4 separate regions of the Homo sapiens genome follow, and regions 2, 3 and 4 are each linked to region 1. The links are chromatin loops, found by intact Hi-C in ENCODE. Cell type or tissue: mammary epithelial cell. All regions are shown on one strand. Region 1 holds the start of ZFTA (zinc finger translocation associated). Region 2 overlaps MARK2 (microtubule affinity regulating kinase 2). Region 3 overlaps MACROD1 (mono-ADP ribosylhydrolase 1). Region 4 overlaps NAA40 (N-alpha-acetyltransferase 40, NatD catalytic subunit).

Region 1 (4,000 bases):
GTGGGAAGGGGAGGGCAGAGGTTGTTGAAGGTGGCTCCAGGTGGCTTTGATACCTTTCTTCTGGTAATAAAATTACCCTTTTTATACACACAGAGCACTGGCAGGACAGACACCAGAGTCTCACAGGGGCTGGCCCTCAGCATTGGTTCTCTGTGGAGTGAGCAACTAAACTAGAATAAAGCACAAGGGCCCTTGGCCCCAGAAGAACAGGCTTCTTTCATTTTAGGACATTAGGCTCTTTTAGCTTCTTTTCCTTTCTTTTCTTTCTTTCTTTTTCTTTTTTTTTTTTTTTTAAACCATACTACTTAGAAGTGCGTGAAGCCCAGGTCTCTGTCTCACTTTCCCTTTGTGTTCCCGGGCCTGGCACAGATGAGGGACATAATGAATTAAGGAATCTCCCATCTCAGGGCCTGCGTGGCACCCATCAGCATCAGGGCCTCTGACCCCAGTGGGTGAGAGGAAGTGCAACCCCCCCCCGCCCCCCTGAGCGCAGGGCCTGCCGCGAAGAGAGCAGAGCTGTGAAAGGAGACTCAGTTTACCCAAGGTGGAGTCTCAAGCACGTCAACATGGGGGCTGAGGAAGAGACGGGACATCTCCGCGGCGACAGAGCCCAGAGGCACTTAAGAAATCTTAGTTCTTGTCCCCTCCTCATAAGCACTTCGGGGACAGGTTTCCTGTGTTCCAAGTAATTTAATTCCCATGGCTCCCGAAAGGCTGGAGCGGTTTCCTTTTCAGAGGCTGTGGGTGCCTCTGAGAAGGAAAGTCACAGGCAGTATCGGTCTTGCCCATGTTTTTCAGTGCTGTGTGTCCAGCGTCTGAAAGCATGCGGGCACACAGTAGGTGGTGACAAGCGGACGAACTGCCATCGGCGACAGCTGGGTAACTCGCCAGTGCAGGGAACAAAACCCGCCTCCAGATAAGAAGACCCTGCAGGCCTCCCGCACCCTGTAATTTGGATCTCCAGGAATCGCCTTTGTTGTGGGCGCCCAACCTCAGGCAAAGCGAGCACCTGCTCCTCCCGCCGGTCCTCGCAGGAGGACCCCAGGCTGCTGCGCCCCGGCTGCCTCTCCGGGTCCCTGCGCTCCGCTTCTCCGGAGCTGGGGGACCGGGGGCGCCCCGGGACCCGCAGCCAGGGTCCGCCCAGCGCTTCCGAGCCGTGGTAACGCGCCTCCCCAGGTGCCCGACACCCCGCCCGGGGCCAGCATTTTTCGCTTCCTAGGGCCGGGCCGGGGGTCTGGGGCTGCGTCAAGGGCCTCGTCAGGCACCCCCAGGCCTGCGGGGGCAGGATCCTGAGTCACCGCCGCGCACGCCCTCTCCTCCCGGCTTCCATCCTGGGGCCACCTCCAGCCCGCAGGGTCGGGCCCCGGCGCAGCCGGCTCTCTGCGGGTCTGCTGTGCGCCCCTCTCCCCAGCCCGAGTCACTGCGGCCGCCGCCCCCACCCCTGGCTGGCTCGGGGGAGCCTCGCTTGTCCGCCCCTCCCATGAGAAGCCCGAGCTCTCAGCGCTCCCGGGCGGCTCCCGCGGGAGGGGGCGCGGCCGCCCCCACGGCTCCACCCTCTCGGCGGGGCCGCAGCCATCTGGGGCCCCTGCCAGTAGCGGCCGCTCCGGGGCCCGCACGGAGCTCGCGACCCGCTTGCGCGGCGGGAGGCAGCCCCGGGCAGGGACCCCGGCCTCCTCAGCGGGCGCTCCCGGCGCTGAGATGCCCCGAGGGGGCGGTGGCCGCGAGCCGAGCCCGGGTGGAAGCGCGTCGCAGCGGACGCGGGCGCCCCTCGCCACCTCAGTGACCCTTTGGGAGCCGGGACCGGAGCCCCGCAGGCGGCGGTGCGGGCCCGCGGGGGCGGCGAGGTCCGTGCCCCTAGCGTCCGGAGCGGGCGCAGGCTGCTGAGCCTCGGCTGGGCTCGTTGCCTCCCGCCTTTCCCCCCAGCCCCCCGCGAGCTGGCAGGAGGAAATAGCGCGCGGCCCCTTTAAATTTACCCAGGAGCCCTTAAAGGAGCCCCAGGGGCCCCAGACAGGAATCCCCACCCCGGTCCAGCCCGCGCCGCCGAGCGAGCAGCCTGCCGTCCGTGCGGCCGGCCGCCCCGTGCATGCGCCCCGCGCCCCGGGGCCCCGCGCAGCGAGCGCTCCGCGCGGGCTGCCGCCGGCCCCGCGGCCCCGCGCCCCGCCGCCCCGGGGCCCCGCTCCGCAGCGCAGCGCATGGAGCCCGGCGGGGACCACCGGAGCCGGAGCAGCGGCGGCAGGGGCGGCCCCGGGCCAGCAGTGGCCTCGGCACGGGGCCGACGGCTGCCGCCCGCCGGATCGAGCGGCAGCGCGGAGCCAGAGGAAGACGAAGGCGGTAAGAGCTGGGGCCGGCGGCCCGGGCGGGGGCCCCGGCGTGGGGGAAGGGAGGGCTGCGGCTCGGGGCCCCTCTCCGCCGCCGAACAAAGCGGGGGACGCGGGCAGGGCGGCCGGGGGCGCCACCTGGTGGGCGCGGAGCGCGGCTGCAGGGCTGGCGGGGGAGCCCCCCGCCCAGCTCCCGGGGTCGGCTCGCGGGGCTCGGGCGGCTCGCCTCCCCCTTAAAGGGCCCCGCTGCCGCCCGCAGCGCCCCGCCTTGGGGGCCAGGCCCGAGGGGCCCCACGGGGCAGGGCGCCACGGAGCGAGGCTGGACTTTGGCCCCCGCCCCTTTCTCTTTCAGACTCCCAGGTGGTCTCCCTAATCGGGCTTTCTCTCAAAAGTCCGCCCAGACCCTGGGTCCCCTTCGGGGGCTTTTCCCCAGCGGAGCTGAGCTCAGCTCCGAACTCTGCTGTTTTAAATCGGGCTGCTCCTCTCGTCTCGTGGCCTTGTGAGAGACATGCACCCTTTTTCTTTTCTCCCACATTCTCCCTAGGAAAGTGCATCGCTTGCGCCCCGGGGGCCCACACCATCTTTTCCCACCGCGGGCAGTTTTTAAAGCGATGGGTTCGCCCACAAAGGCAGGCACCCCTCCGGCCGGTGCATTCTCCCTTCCCTTCTTTTCAGAATTTTTTTTTGCCCTAATTTGTCAGCTCTAGCGGAACCAACCAGTCCTCCTCGTTCGCTCTCAAAGGAGACTGTTGACTCATTTCCCGGCTGCAGGGTCACGCCTTAAGACCCTTGAGGGTTTCCTCCAGGCCAGGGAGACTCTGCCCGAATCTCCAGGCTCCCCTCCCGGTCTCTCCCCTCCCAGAAACGCCCCATCCCCTTTTGTTTTTAAAGAACCTCGGCTCCTCCCCCTTTTTCGGCTCTTAAAGGGCCAATCCACCTTAGACTAGCCTGGATCCAGCGCTGGAAGGATGCTTAGAGACCAGCCAGCTAGCCAGTGTCGTTGCAGACAAAGAAGCTCAGGCCCAGAGTGCGGACATGACCTATCAAAGGTCACAGAGCAAGTTACCAGTGAAGCCAGGACTTGAACCCAGGCCTATGACTCCGAAGCCAGTGGATTCTATGGATCTACTTAAATAAAAACTAAAACAAAAAAACTTCCACAAGGGTGACAGGAGCCCTTTCTGATCCTGTCTTTTGTTTTCCCAACCCTGTGATTCTCCACTGGGAGAATGACCAGAACCTGCCTGTGTGCCCAGGAGACCATTTTTCTAAATCAAGAGGGGTGGGAACTGTAGGGAGGGTAGGGGACTGCTCTGGGTGGGTGTCTGGCACAGGGAACACCATTGGGTTAGTGGGGCCTCTCCAGTGCCCGCCCTTCTGACTGCTGGGCAGTGGCCGGCTCCCTGCCAGAGCAGCAAATAAAGCCCCAGAAAGACTTAATGGGCTTCAGTGGATGGTGGCCACTCCCTGCCGCAGTGTCATTAGTTGTCACTCTGGTGGCCCTCCTGCCATCCCTTTACAGGGTCATTGGCTCCTCCAGAATCTGGAGAAGTTTCAGTCTCAGAAACTCCTTTCCCTGGAGATGTTGGCAGCTTTGTCTTGGGGATCCCTCCCATGTGGGGGCCTAGATTTGGGGAACTGACAATGCCTAGCCCATCCCCAAAATGGGAGTCTCAGGAAGC
Region 2 (4,000 bases), 120 kb before region 1:
AAAACGACCAGTGGCCAATACTGCCAGACATCTGTGCCAGGGAGGATCCCGAGGAACTCTGCAGTCCAACAGAATCAGGTTCAAGCCCTGGCTCCCCCACGTACAAGCTTTAATTTCCTTATCTGTAAAGTGGCAATAAACATTCCCTACTTTACACAGGTAGATGAAAGAGCACATGTAAAATGCCTTATCCGATGTTCAATAAGAGCAATCATTATGTCCCCAAATACTACTGTCTGCCAATCCAGAAGTCTCACTGTCAAAACAACCTTCCAAATCGAAGTTGAGCCCGCTAAGCCAGCTACAGCTCAGCTGAAGGCTGACAAGAGATGCTACGGGCCTTTCCGCAGAAGGGGCCAGGTTGAGTGCCCGCTCTCCTCCAGACCTGGTGAAATGCCACACTCCCTCAACCTGTTGCTAGCCGACACCAGCACCTCTAGCCTTCAAAAGAGGGAAGGAGGAGAGTCAGGAACTCAAGACAGGGTGGCTGTGAAGGGCTGGTCCCACGCTGGGTATCCAGGACAGGGAAAGAGAGGAGGTTCTGCTTGTTCAGGAGCCAGAGAAGCAACAAGCACTGGTGCTTGCTCTTTGATCCCCTGCTCCAAAGTCACCAACCCCCTTTTCGGGACTGAACCATCCAACTCAGAGGACTCCAAGTGCTCAATCCTTCCCTTACTTACCCCTGCACCCCTTCTTCTATGCTGTAAGATGTTTCCCACAGCAGGGATGTGAGCCAGGGTAAGGAGGCAAGCCACTGGAAGGAAGCAGAGAAAAGAAAAAGGGAAAAGAGAGGAGAGAGTCTCCAACAGAAATGCTTCTTGGGCCAAGGCCCCAAGTGAGGCAACTTCCTCACCTAGCTTCTTCCCTGAAGGATAAAGAGGTAAGAGTATGCAGTGGCTAATATGGAGAGAGAGTTTCTCTTTTTTGGTTCTGGCTGCACCATTCAGCTTGGCCCTGGGTCTCACCAACAGGATGGCAGGCTGAGGATTAGCTGCCCTGCTGGGCCAACTCAATAGGACCTGGCAAAAGCCACGCTCTCCCCTCTACCACCATCCTCCCTGCTTATAGTAAGACGTGGCACACCAGGCACTCCCAAAGCTCTGGCCTATATCATACTCTAGACAGGCCCTAAAGGATGGAGGAGGTCTGTCAAGAGTAGACCCTATGGCTCTCAAGTAGCCTTTAGAAAGAATAAGGGGTCACCCTGCAAGGCAGTTATTTGGAACCAAAAGGCAAACCAAGTAGTTACTAAGCAGGCCTGATTCAGAAGTAGGGCTGAAACAGCTTTGGGGTCTGCTACTGAGAGGAAGAGAGAAGGCAGGACATGGAGGAGAAAATAAAAAGATAGTTTTGCATCCACTGGGCCTGTCAGGCCCCTTCCGCCTGGGATCTCAGACTCGGCCTAGGTGTGTTGTCAGGCTTGCCCGGAAGACAGCCTCCACCCCGAGAGGCCTGGCGCTGACTCAGGTAGGCAGGGCCCCTGCCCTAATGCTGGAGGCTCCTACCAACAGTTGTCCCATGGAGAAGCTCATGCTTTGGGGCTCTGCATTCAGGGCTGGCTTCAAGTGTCCTTTGGCTTCCCGAGGGCTGAGAAGGAGCCAAACCAGGAGGGGTGATATTCCCTGGCCAGAAGCAGAGTAAGCCAGGCACTATAGAGTTGGGGGAGAAAAGTGTCCCTTGGGCACCAGTCCTGGGCAATGGCCCCAGATCCTAGGCTCCCCCTCACTGTAGCACGGGAGCATCCTCTCTGAGGCCTCAGGCCTCTGCCTCCCACCAGCCCCTCCTCGCCCACTTGTCAAGCTGCTTGTTCTCAGGGGAGACCCTTCTGGTATGTGCCCCCTCTTCCTTTCCTAGTCAATGCCTCTTCCACATCTGGACACCCTTCCCATGAATATTACTATGCTGGACTCAGGCAGGGCGCCCCTTAGCAACTCTCTAAAGATCCTATGTTTGAGATGAGAGGAAAGAAAGAGGAGGAGGCAATCCTAGAGTAAAAAGGGGGACAACATACCCGACTGGAGAAAGGGAAAAGGACTACCAGCGACTTCCATTCAGCAGAGCCCACAGCAGAACCTGTCAGGCAGCGAGGGCAAAGTACAGAGGCCGGGAAGAGCCAGGCCTAGGGCGGGGGCTGCCGGCTCAGCCAGCCACCCTTACTCAGCCAGAGCAGGCGACACCTTCCACCACCTCCTCAGTGAAAAGTAGCTAAGCAGCCAGGCCGAGCGGTTCCTGCCTGGGAACCTGGACGGTGTCGCAACCGAAACCACCACTAGCAGAGAGACTGGGTTTGGCAAGGAGAGCAACAGGGACAAAGCCCCGCTGGCTTCTCAAGGGCCAGAGCCTGGTGGTCAGGAAGCGCGTGCAATTCCAGGACAGCACACCAGAAGCAAGGTGGGAGGGAAGGGGCAGGAGGGGAATAGGGCAGGAAGGGAGACAGAGAAAGAGGCGGGTTTAGATCAACTTCCTTCTCCCCTCCCCCTCCCCCCCTCCCCGGAAGTGGGCAGCCCCACCCTCCCCAAGGTGCTTTGCTGGGTAACAGCTGGCGAGAGGTCGAGGAGACTCACTGCAGCCACGGCTGTCATAAAACCCTAGCTCACCTGTGGCAGGTGGGACCTGGGTAGGGGCAGATGACTTTAACAAAGCCTCCAATAGGGCTGGGGAGGAACATGTGTGACTCAGATGTGCTGACCCAGAGTGGCGGCCCTGCCAAAGACCAGCAAACCACCCCCTCAAGAACGAAGTGGGGAGGAGGGTAAGCAGAAACCAGCAAGCTGACAGTGGCGGACGGACCTCCTACTTCCTAAAAAAGCAGTGCTTAACCTTGGAAACATGCACATTCCACTTAGACACAAAATATTTTGAGCATAATTTCAGGGAGTTTGGGGACTCTGTAAAGCCCCCTATGAGGTGTATGTTTTCTAGATTAAGAGCCTTTATCACTGATAGAGCATTCTATCAATGAAAAAATCATATTTAATCCTAGATTTTGCCCAAAAGCTAGAAACAATCCAAATGTCCCTTTTAAGTTCCTTCCAGCCCTGCTTCTGAACGTTCATCCCTAGGTTCTCACTCACCTCCAAGTTTCCAGTCACCAATCCCCTGCCTTACCTTCAAAACAACACTGCTTTCTCAAGGAATTCCAAAGGCCTGGGATTCCTCACACCTTCCTCCTGCTAAGCCCCCACTATCTGGGCACATGGTGAGCACAGGGCAAGCTGGCTGTCTCTCATCTGGAGAAGACTCCCCTTCTAGACCAACGACCCCTGTCTATGTGCTGGTTGCAGCCTTGCCTCTGGTTCTCAGAACAATTTCTCATTCATCCCCTATTCTAGGCTAGGCTCCCTCTCATTAAGGAACTCCGTGACCTTCTCACGTTGGTAGCCATTAACCCTCTAGGGAAGGGCAAAGCTTCCTCTGTGCTCTCACAGCACTTAAGCATATATTCCTGCAAGACCATGCTACTCAGGAGTGGCCAAGAAATGTTTGCCTTACACATGAGCCCTGGCCAACGGATTCAGCATTTCTGATGCTACTGTATGTCCAGCGCTTACACTTTGTTTTCTCCAAACACAGACCTATAGGGTAGGTAGTCTCCCTGTTTTCCATTGAGAAATTGGCATTCAGAGGTTATGAGACTTGCCCAAAATCTCACAGCTTCTCAGTACAGAGCTGGGGCCGGAGCCCAGAGCTTTTGTCACCATTTCAGCACTCTGCTGTTCTTGACAGTCCCCCTTACCAGTTTCTCATCAACCCTTCTTGATGCCTAATCGTGCTCTCATTTCCCCCAAAAGATAAGCCCCTGGCTCCTCCTCCATAAGCTAGGAGGCAGAAGGTATGAAGACTCAGGGAAGGTGCTCGGGACACTGGGAATGACAATGTTTGATTCAGGCCAATGGTGAAGTGCTGTTTAAAGGCCTATCCCAGTGGTCCCACAGCAACCCTTCCTTTTCCCAGCCCCCCAAAAGTGGGCCCTGACTTCAGTGGGCCCACTGGATCCTGG
Region 3 (4,000 bases), 380 kb before region 1:
GTCTGACCTTGGGGGGCCACAGAAGCCCCAACCAGCACCTGCCTTCCTCTGCCTTTGGCCTGGCCTGCCCCCGCTTCAGACCTGGGCGGGTGAGGGAGCTTGTCGAGGGATAGTGGGGGCAGAGAGGTCCCCTGCCATGCCCTGGCAGCTTTCCAGAGCCTAGAAACAGGAGCTGCTCAGCTTCCTGCGCTCGCCTCTTGCTGGCTTGGCAGTTTATTGTGATGAGTATGGGAGCCGGCTGCCTCTTTGTGGGAGGGAGGAAGGGGGCTGCTACTCCACACAGCTAGTGGTTGTCTGGCAAGGTCAAAGGCGCCAGGAAAGGACTTTGGCATGGGGTGCCAAGGGCTGGTTAAGTCGAGCAGGTGGCTTGTGGAACAGGTTGAGTGGCGGCTGAACCCCGGCCCTCGCCCGCCTGCTCGCTTGCTCCTTTGCTTACCTGGCATCTGCACCAAGCATTGGAGGAAGGGGGGCCTCTTTCTCAGACCCTGAATATGGGGGGCAGGTCCTCTCGTCTTGGGCTCCAGCTCACAGGGAAAACCCTGCTGTGCCAGCCCCTCCCTAACCTGTGCAGGCCCAGGGCACCCCCAGGAGCTTCTCGAGTCTCCTTCGTCCCCACTTTGCGCTTGTAGCGGTCGTGCCTGGCCCCAGCGCTGTCCCCCAGTGACTCTGGGGCATGGTGGTGCTGATGCTGTGAGCATTTCCGTTAATCTCTGTGAGTGACAGGCTCTAGGATCCGGAGAGGGGAGTTCACTCGGCCGCCCCGGGCCTGGTCCGTGGGGTCTGAGTTGTGTTTCCTGAAGCAACCTTGCTCTATGCGTCTTCCCACTGTTGACTGCAAAGCTGGATAGTCATATGGGGGTGCCTTGCCCGCACATTCCCTGTCTAGGCACACAGGTGACAGGTTACACGTAGGCAGGAGTTTCTGCTCAGTGTGGCTGGCTGAGGGCAGCAGGGAGAGCTAGGGTCACCTTGGGCTTCTGCAGGTGGTTCTGGTGTGTTTCTCTAGGGCCACTAGGATGAGAACTGCTAGTCCATCTGAGGACACACAGCTAAGACAAAGCCACATCTGGGTTGGCAGACATTACAGCGGCCTAGGGGAGAAGGGCGTTCTTGCTGCCTGTGCCCAGGAGGGGCTGGCCTGGAGCAGAAGGGCAGAGCCTTGGGGCTGTGGCTGAGGGGGCAGTCAGGCAGGCCAGTGGGTACTCCAGCCCTGCCAGTCACTGGCAAGCGTGTGAGAGGTACTGCAGCGGTACCTTCTTGCTGAGCTGCAAAGTGGCCGGAGGGAAAATGAGGCATCTTGTGAGCTCTGTCCCCCTTGGGTTGGTGGTTCGCTGCAACATGGGCCAGGAGAAAGGGTGCAGGGACCAAGGTGGGGTGTTGATGGGTTCAGATGGAATGGGGGCGCTCCGGAGGCTGCACCCGGGCTGTGGGCGTGATTAACACTGCTTCCTAAGTGCCCTTGGGAGTCGCCAGGTTTTGGATGCAGCAGCTCCATCAGAAGCGGTTTAGTGCCAGCTCCATTTGCACCAGGGCCAGGGCTGGGGCAGTGCTGGCTGAGTTTCTCTGTGGACTCCCCTTCTCTGTGTCCTTGCCTAGGCCTCTGTTTCCTCCTCTGCAAAATGAGGGTGGTGAAGAAACCACCCGTCAGGTTACTGGGGGCACTCGGAGCTGATGCACGTGACGTGCAAATGACGGTCACTCAGCACCTGGCGGGAATCGGGGCTCAGCACCTCGCACTGGTGCTGAAACTGGTGTCATCAGCGCCGTTCTGGGCATCACCCCTGTCCCAGCGGTGCCGAGGGACATGGTACCTCCTGCAAATGATCAGCTTTCACCTCCCCCTGCTTGCCTCAGTTTACCCATACACCTCTTGGTGTGTTCTCCTGGGATCTTTTTGTTCTAGACTCTCACAGCCAGGAGGACCCGGTACCCGCCTGGAATCCCAGGGAATGACGGAGGCAGGGTCTGAACACGGGCTTCCCACACAGAGCCCGAGTCTCCTTTCAGCCGTCCAGGGCTTTGTGGAACCCCAGCGTTCAAAGTGGCTTTGGCACTGGTCAGGCCTCCAGGGTCCTGGGTGGCCTTGGCTCCCACCCCAGCCCCTGTGCCCACCAGGGGGCAGCAGAGATTGCAGTTCCCAGGAGCCCATATATCAGCCTGTTTATTAGTGGAATAAAAGTCGTTGGCAACGGCAGGGCTTTTCGGGGCTGCATAAATCTGCGTCTGTGCCTCGTGAAACCCATATGTGCTTAATTCATATGTAAAGTTTCAAGCAGGAAGAGAATACGTGTCCATTAAATTCTATTTGACTTGATTATAATCATTAGCCGTGAATAATTGCTTCTCAGTGCCTACCACGGAGCCACCACAATAAGCCAGAGGAGAGAGCAATTATCTTGGGGTGGGGATTTTTAAATTTATATTTTTGAAGCCAGGAGCAGTGCTGGCCCCGCGGGCGTCAGTGGCCCATGGAGAACGCCGTGGGTCACACTGGGCTGGGAGCTTGAGATCTGGCCGCCCGCCGGAGCTTCTGGATTTTGTTGTGGGGAACAGTTCTCTTTGTTCCTGCTGCCATATGGGAGGGGCTGTCGCTGCCTGGGCTTGGGTCCAGCTGCAGGGATGTGGAGGGGAAGGGTGCAGTGGGAGCTAGGAGAGGGCTGTGAGGGAAAGGGGGCGGGGAGAGCTCCCAACCCCCCACCCTCCTCCATCCTGAAAAGCTGTGGGGTTGAAGGGGTCTCCAGCCAGGCTGTGGGCATCTCTCTTGCCACTCAGCAGGGCCCTGGGGATCCTTGGAGAGGGCAGTTGCCAGGTGTCCCCCTGCCCGCCCCCCTCACTCTTTCCCCTCCCTGAAGAGGCATCTGCCTGTGACCTCCGTCAGGCCATTGAGAATCGGACCCTGGGCGGGACGTAGTAGCTCACTCCTGTAATCCCAGCACCGTGGGAGGCCGAGACGAGAGGATCACTTGAGCTCGGGAGTTTGAGACCAGCCTGGCCAACATAGTGAGACTCTATCTCTACAAAAAAAAAAATAATACGGCATGGTGGTGTGTGCCTATAATCCCAGCTACTCAGGAGGCTGAGGCAGGAGGATTGCTTGAACCTGGGAGGTTGAGGCTGCAGTGAGCCATGGTTGTGCCACTGCACTCCAGCCTGGGTGACAGAGTGAGACCCTATCTAAAATATATATATATATATAATAGAACATCAGATTCTGGGCCAGGTACGATGGCTCACACCTGTAATCCCAGAACTTTGGGAGGCTGAGACAGGCGGATCACTTGAGGTCAGGAGTTTCGAGACTAGCCTGGCCAACATGGCGAAATCCCATCTCTACTAAAAATACAAAAATTAGCCAGGCGTGATGGCATGCACCTGTAATCCCAGCTACTTGGGAGGCTGAGGTAGGAGAATCACTTGAACCCAGGAGGCTGAGGCAGGAGGATTGCTTGAACCTGGGAGGTCAAGGCTGCAGTGAGCCATGATTGTGTTACTGCCTTCCAGCCTGGGCAACAGAGTGAGACTCCATCTCAAAAAAAAAAAAAGAAAGAAAGAAAATCAGACTCTGAGGCTGCAGGCGGTGGCTCACTCTTGTAATCCCAGCACTTTGAGAGGCTGAGGCAGGAAGATTGCTTGAGCCCAGGAGTTTGAGACCAACTTGAGCAACACAGTGGCACCCTATCTCTACCAAAAAAAAAATTAAAAAAGATTAGTAGGGTGTGGTGGTGCATGCCTGTAGTCCAGCTACTTGGGAGGCTGAAGTGGGAGGACTGCTTGAGCCTGGGAGGTCGAGGCTGCAGTGAGCTGTGACTGTGCCATTGCACTGCAGCCTGGGCAACAGAGTGAGATGCTGTCTCAAAAAACAAATAAAAATAAGAAAATCAGATTCTGTTTCCCTACTGATCTCCTGGCATTTGAAATTCAGGACTGGTTTCCACTCTTACATTATTGGGCTATGAGATGTGATTGGGATGTGTGTGATGGTGTGTGTGTGAGGTCAGGA
Region 4 (4,000 bases), 180 kb before region 1:
TCCCAACACTTTGGGAGGCTGAGACAGGTGGATCATGAGGTCAGGAGTTCAAGACCAGCCTGGCCAAGATGGTGAAACCCTGACTCTACTAAAAATACAAAAATTAGCTGGACGTGGTGGCGGGTGCCTTTAATCCTAGCTATTTGAGAGGCTGAGACAGAGAATTACTTGAACCTGGCAGAGGTTGCAGTGAGCCGAGATCGCACCACTGCACTCCAGCCTGAACGACAGAGTGAGACTCCGTCTCAAAAAAAAAAAAAAAAACCCACAAAAATTAGTGAGGTGTGGTGGCACGCACCTATAATCCCAGGTACTTGGGAGGCTGAGGCAGGAGAATCGGCTGAACCCAGAAGGCGGAGGTTGCAGTGAGCCGAGATTGCGTCACTGCACTCCAGCCTGGGTGACTAAGCAAGACTCCATCTCAAAAAATAAAAGAAAAATTTATCTAAAGAGACATCAGTCTGAGATTAAGTGCAATCTTTGCTCATTTATGGATTCTTCTGCCACCCTACCTGGGGGATTTTATATCAATATAGGGCACGAGTCAGTTTCTGCTTTTGTTTTGTTTTGTTTTGTTTTGTTTTGAGATGGAGTTTCACTCTTGTTACCCAAGCTGGAGTGCAATGGTGCTATCTCGGCTCACTGCAACCTCTGCCCCCCGGGTTCAAGTGATTCTCCTGCCTCAGCCTCCCGAGTAGCTGGGATTACAGGCGATCGCCACCGTGCCAGCTAATTTTTTGTATTTTTAGTAGAAATGGGGTTTCACTATGTTAGCCAGGCTGGTCTCGAACTCCTGACCTCATGTGATCCACCCACCTCGGTCTCCCAAAGTGCTTGGATTACAGGCGTGAGCCACCGCACCCAGCCCTGTTTTTTCGTAAATACGAAGAACAATGAGAAAATTTGTGTCTGAGGAAGCCTACTCTGGAAAGGGAATTCCTGAAGACACTCGAGGAGACAGCAGTTGGTAATGCTCAATGTGACTCACCCGTTTCTATCATATTTCTTGAACACTGGGAAAGCCTCCAGAGGGTCTCCAAGCTGTGGAGGGAAAGAAAAGAGGAACAGCACAGACAAGTGGGGCGGAGGTGCAGATCCTATCCCAAGAGCTGTTGTCTTGGAGTGGGATGCTGTGGGGACCCACAACGGGAGACTAACTTCAGAACCAGGAGCAGCCTCCCAAAACCCACCATTTGCCTAGCTCTGAAGTCACATGTGCGAGGAAGGCTTTGGTGGAAAGGCCCAGGAGAGTTAAGTTTGGCATCACCTGACAGGGCAAGAGGAGACCTCATTAGCCTGTGGGCATACAACCTGCTCACAGCACAGCTAACCCAAAGAAGAGGCTACCTGATCTGCTGCACACTGACTTTACCTGGTTACAACTCCAAATGGAAAATCAAGCCCCTGAGCCACATCCTTATAAATGAGTGTTTACTATGAGTGGGTTAAAAGAATGACCAAAAAATGGGATACTAAATGGAGGCAGGGGCTGGGCACTGTGGCTCACGCCTGTAATCCCAGCACTTTGGGAGGCCAAGGCAGGTGAAATGCTTGGGCTCAGGAGTTCAAGACCATCCTGGGCAACAAGGCCAAACCCCGTCTCTACAAAAATTACCCGGGTGTGGTGGTGGGCACCTATAGTCCCAGCTAATTGAGAGGCTGAGGTGGGAGGATCACTTGGGCCCAGGCGGCAGAGGCTGCAAGGTTGAAGTGAGCCGAGATAGTGCCACTGCATTCCAGCCTGGATGACAGAGTGAGACCCTGTCTCACACAAAAGAAAAAAAAATTATCTAGATCCTCCTCTATTCATAAGGAAGAAGATCCACAGGGAGGCAGCCACTTCACTGGAATCCACGTTTTCCCAAACACCTGGGCCAACTGCTGGCGCCAACTTCCAACACACAGGTATGAGCTCAGTTCCCTGCACAGCAAGGAGGCAGAGGCGGTGTGGGTGGGTAGTGTCACAATTCTGCCACAGGGTGGAGACAAAATAAGTCAAATTATAAACCAAGCTGAAGTCCCAGGAGGCAGGGACTGGGAAGAAAGGGAGAATCACCCTGTTGGCAGCGTCCACTTTGGCACAAACGGCATCCATGGCTGCTCGCTCCTCCAACCGCTTCTGCTTCTTCTCCTTGGCTTTGCTTGACTTTCTCTGCAACAGGGAAAAGCAACGTTAGCTGGAATGGCTGTGGCCAATCAAGCACTGACTTTCCCTTTAAGGAATCGAAGGGCCCTGCATCCACAGGCCTGGCCCAGCAGTGAGAAATTTCCCACCTCTGCTGCCACACATTTGGAGGGGCGGAAAGACCCAAGCAGGTCATTTTGTAGTGGGGAGTCCTCAGAGGTCACCAGACTTCTCAGCTTCCCTTCAGAAAGAGCACTGGCCGTCCTGACACAGACACTGTGGGGACCCAGCGAAACAGCTGACAACGCCTACAGCAGGCCAGCCCCCAGCAGGCACTTAGTAAATATTCACTCACCCGCTCCCTCCTAAGGAGGGAACACCCAACTTTAGACACACTGAAGACCGCTTCAGGGAGGAGACAGCATCTAAGGTAGCCGTTGATGGCTGTTCCTAAGTTTATTCAAAGCCTTTTCGGTGTCTTCCAGCTTTGGGAGACAAAGATCTGGTTGGCCACAGCTCCTGTGGGAGCCGGGTCTCATTTCAAGTGGGGGCCACCGTGTTCGGACTCAAGGACACAGAGCCATTCCCAGAAGCCCTGCTCAGTTAAGGCCAACGAGTGACAGGGCACACCCAGTGACAGGGCAGAGGGCAGGGGCCCAAAGGGTTCACCTCAGGACACAGATGACACATGGCCAGCAAGACGAAGCTGCAGGCACACAGTCAGCAGCAGGGCAGCAGAGGAGCAGCAAGTGGGGATTCTCCTGGCATAGAGCAGCGAATGGCAAATTGCCCACAGCTGCTTCTAGATCAGGTCCTGTTTTGAGGCCGACGTGAGATTCTCTCAGGCCTAAGACCCACTCACCCTATTGTGAAAAGCCAGGTAACACACGGCAAGAGCCAGGCTCTGACACCTGGCAGGCCTCATCCAAAACCTCCTTTTTTCTCTTCTTTTTTTTTTTTTTTTGAGATGGAGTCTCACTCTTTCACCCAAGCTGGAATGCAGTGGTGAGATCTCGGTTCACGGCAGCCTCTGCCTCCTGGGTTCAAGCGATTCTCCTGCCTCAGCCTCCCAAGTAGCTGGGATTACAGGAGCGCACCACCATGTCCAGCTGATTTTTGTATTTTTAGTAGTGACGGGGTTTCACCAAGTTGGCCAGGCTGGTCACTAACTCCTGACCTCAAGTAATCCGCCTGCCTCAGCCTCACAAAGTGCTGGGATTACAGGCGTGAGCCACTGCGCCAGGGCTGTCCAAAGCCTCTTCCTGCTCTCCACCCTCTGCAGTGCTAGGACGAGGCACAGCACTTCTCTGAGCCTCCCCTGGCTTGATGACTGAGGGTCCTTATGAGGGTTAATATGGTATGTGTTCAATAAAAGGCTATTCTCATTCTCTCTCCCCAGGACAACAAGAGAGCACAGGCATGCAGACTGCATGCACCACCCAGCTGGTCCCCAGAAGGCATCCCAAAGGCACTGGTAAGTTGGCTCTGCTTTTTACCAATAGAGCAGCCTCTTTTGACACCTCCCCCCCAACACCCCTCCTTTCCCTGAGCTCTCTGGAGAGGTTTGACAACTCCCAATTACATCTAGCCCTGACACGGACTGGCCCCAGGAAAGGACACTCAGAGCGATTAACCTTCTGCATGAGTTGAAAAACCAGATGCTGGGGAAGTTCTCAGAATCAGTTCTACCCACTATTTTCCAAGGAATGACACTGCTTACCTCCTACTTTAATCAACCAAGAAGAAAGGAGTTCAGATACCAGGAACTCACAGGGATTGTTCTTATAGCCACAAACTCTACCAACACCAGCTATTAATTATCTCATGGCTGAGCGCTGTGGAACACAGGCAAGATCTCATATCTTACCTCCCTAG

What was found. Hi-C counts contacts between places; a loop is a spot of excess contacts. Peaks named below come from ENCODE experiments on the same cell type or tissue, not always from the same donor. Only the 100,000 strongest peaks of a DNase experiment are listed, where the experiment ranks them.
Region 2: it touches region 1 in a loop (4-fold over the local background); 7 of 110 quality-filtered maps call a loop at or near these places.
Region 3: a loop joins it to region 1, with 16 times the contacts of the local background. A loop is called at or near these places in 38 of 110 quality-filtered maps.
Region 4: it touches region 1 in a loop (9-fold over the local background); 79 of 110 quality-filtered maps call a loop at or near these places.

What each region holds. Positions count from the first base shown.
Region 1 is chr11:63,766,815-63,770,814 of GRCh38, reverse strand. ZFTA (zinc finger translocation associated) reads left to right here and starts at 2,040. Exons shown (of 5, transcript NM_001144936.2): 1 at 2,040-2,331. The coding sequence starts at 2,193. RefSeq lists silencers at 1,224-1,693, 1,714-1,923, 2,054-2,103, 2,324-2,623. In mammary epithelial cell, a CTCF peak has its summit at 2,461 (motif pointing left); no DNase peak of the experiment used is centred here; H3K4me3 peaks cover 2,438 bases.
Region 2 is chr11:63,886,976-63,890,975 of GRCh38, reverse strand. All of the region lies in intron 1 of MARK2 (microtubule affinity regulating kinase 2), which reads right to left. Among named protein-coding and RNA genes, the nearest start is that of RCOR2, 28 kb to the left of the region's middle. RefSeq lists an enhancer at 2,350-2,459. In mammary epithelial cell, no CTCF peak of the experiment used is centred here; DNase peaks (open chromatin) are centred at 1,455, 2,415 and 2,555; H3K4me3 peaks cover 1,883 bases; H3K27ac peaks cover 2,534 bases.
Region 3 is chr11:64,146,938-64,150,937 of GRCh38, reverse strand. All of the region lies in intron 3 of MACROD1 (mono-ADP ribosylhydrolase 1), which reads left to right. Among named protein-coding and RNA genes, the nearest start is that of MACROD1, 17 kb to the left of the region's middle. In mammary epithelial cell, a CTCF peak has its summit at 2,093 (motif pointing right); no DNase peak of the experiment used is centred here.
Region 4 is chr11:63,943,992-63,947,991 of GRCh38, reverse strand. It overlaps NAA40 (N-alpha-acetyltransferase 40, NatD catalytic subunit), which reads right to left. Exons shown (of 8, transcript NM_024771.4): 2 at 2,057-2,152; 3 at 989-1,041. Among named protein-coding and RNA genes, the nearest start is that of NAA40, 7.0 kb to the right of the region's middle. RefSeq lists an enhancer at 2,020-2,949. In mammary epithelial cell, a CTCF peak has its summit at 1,946 (motif pointing right); a DNase peak (open chromatin) is centred at 1,971.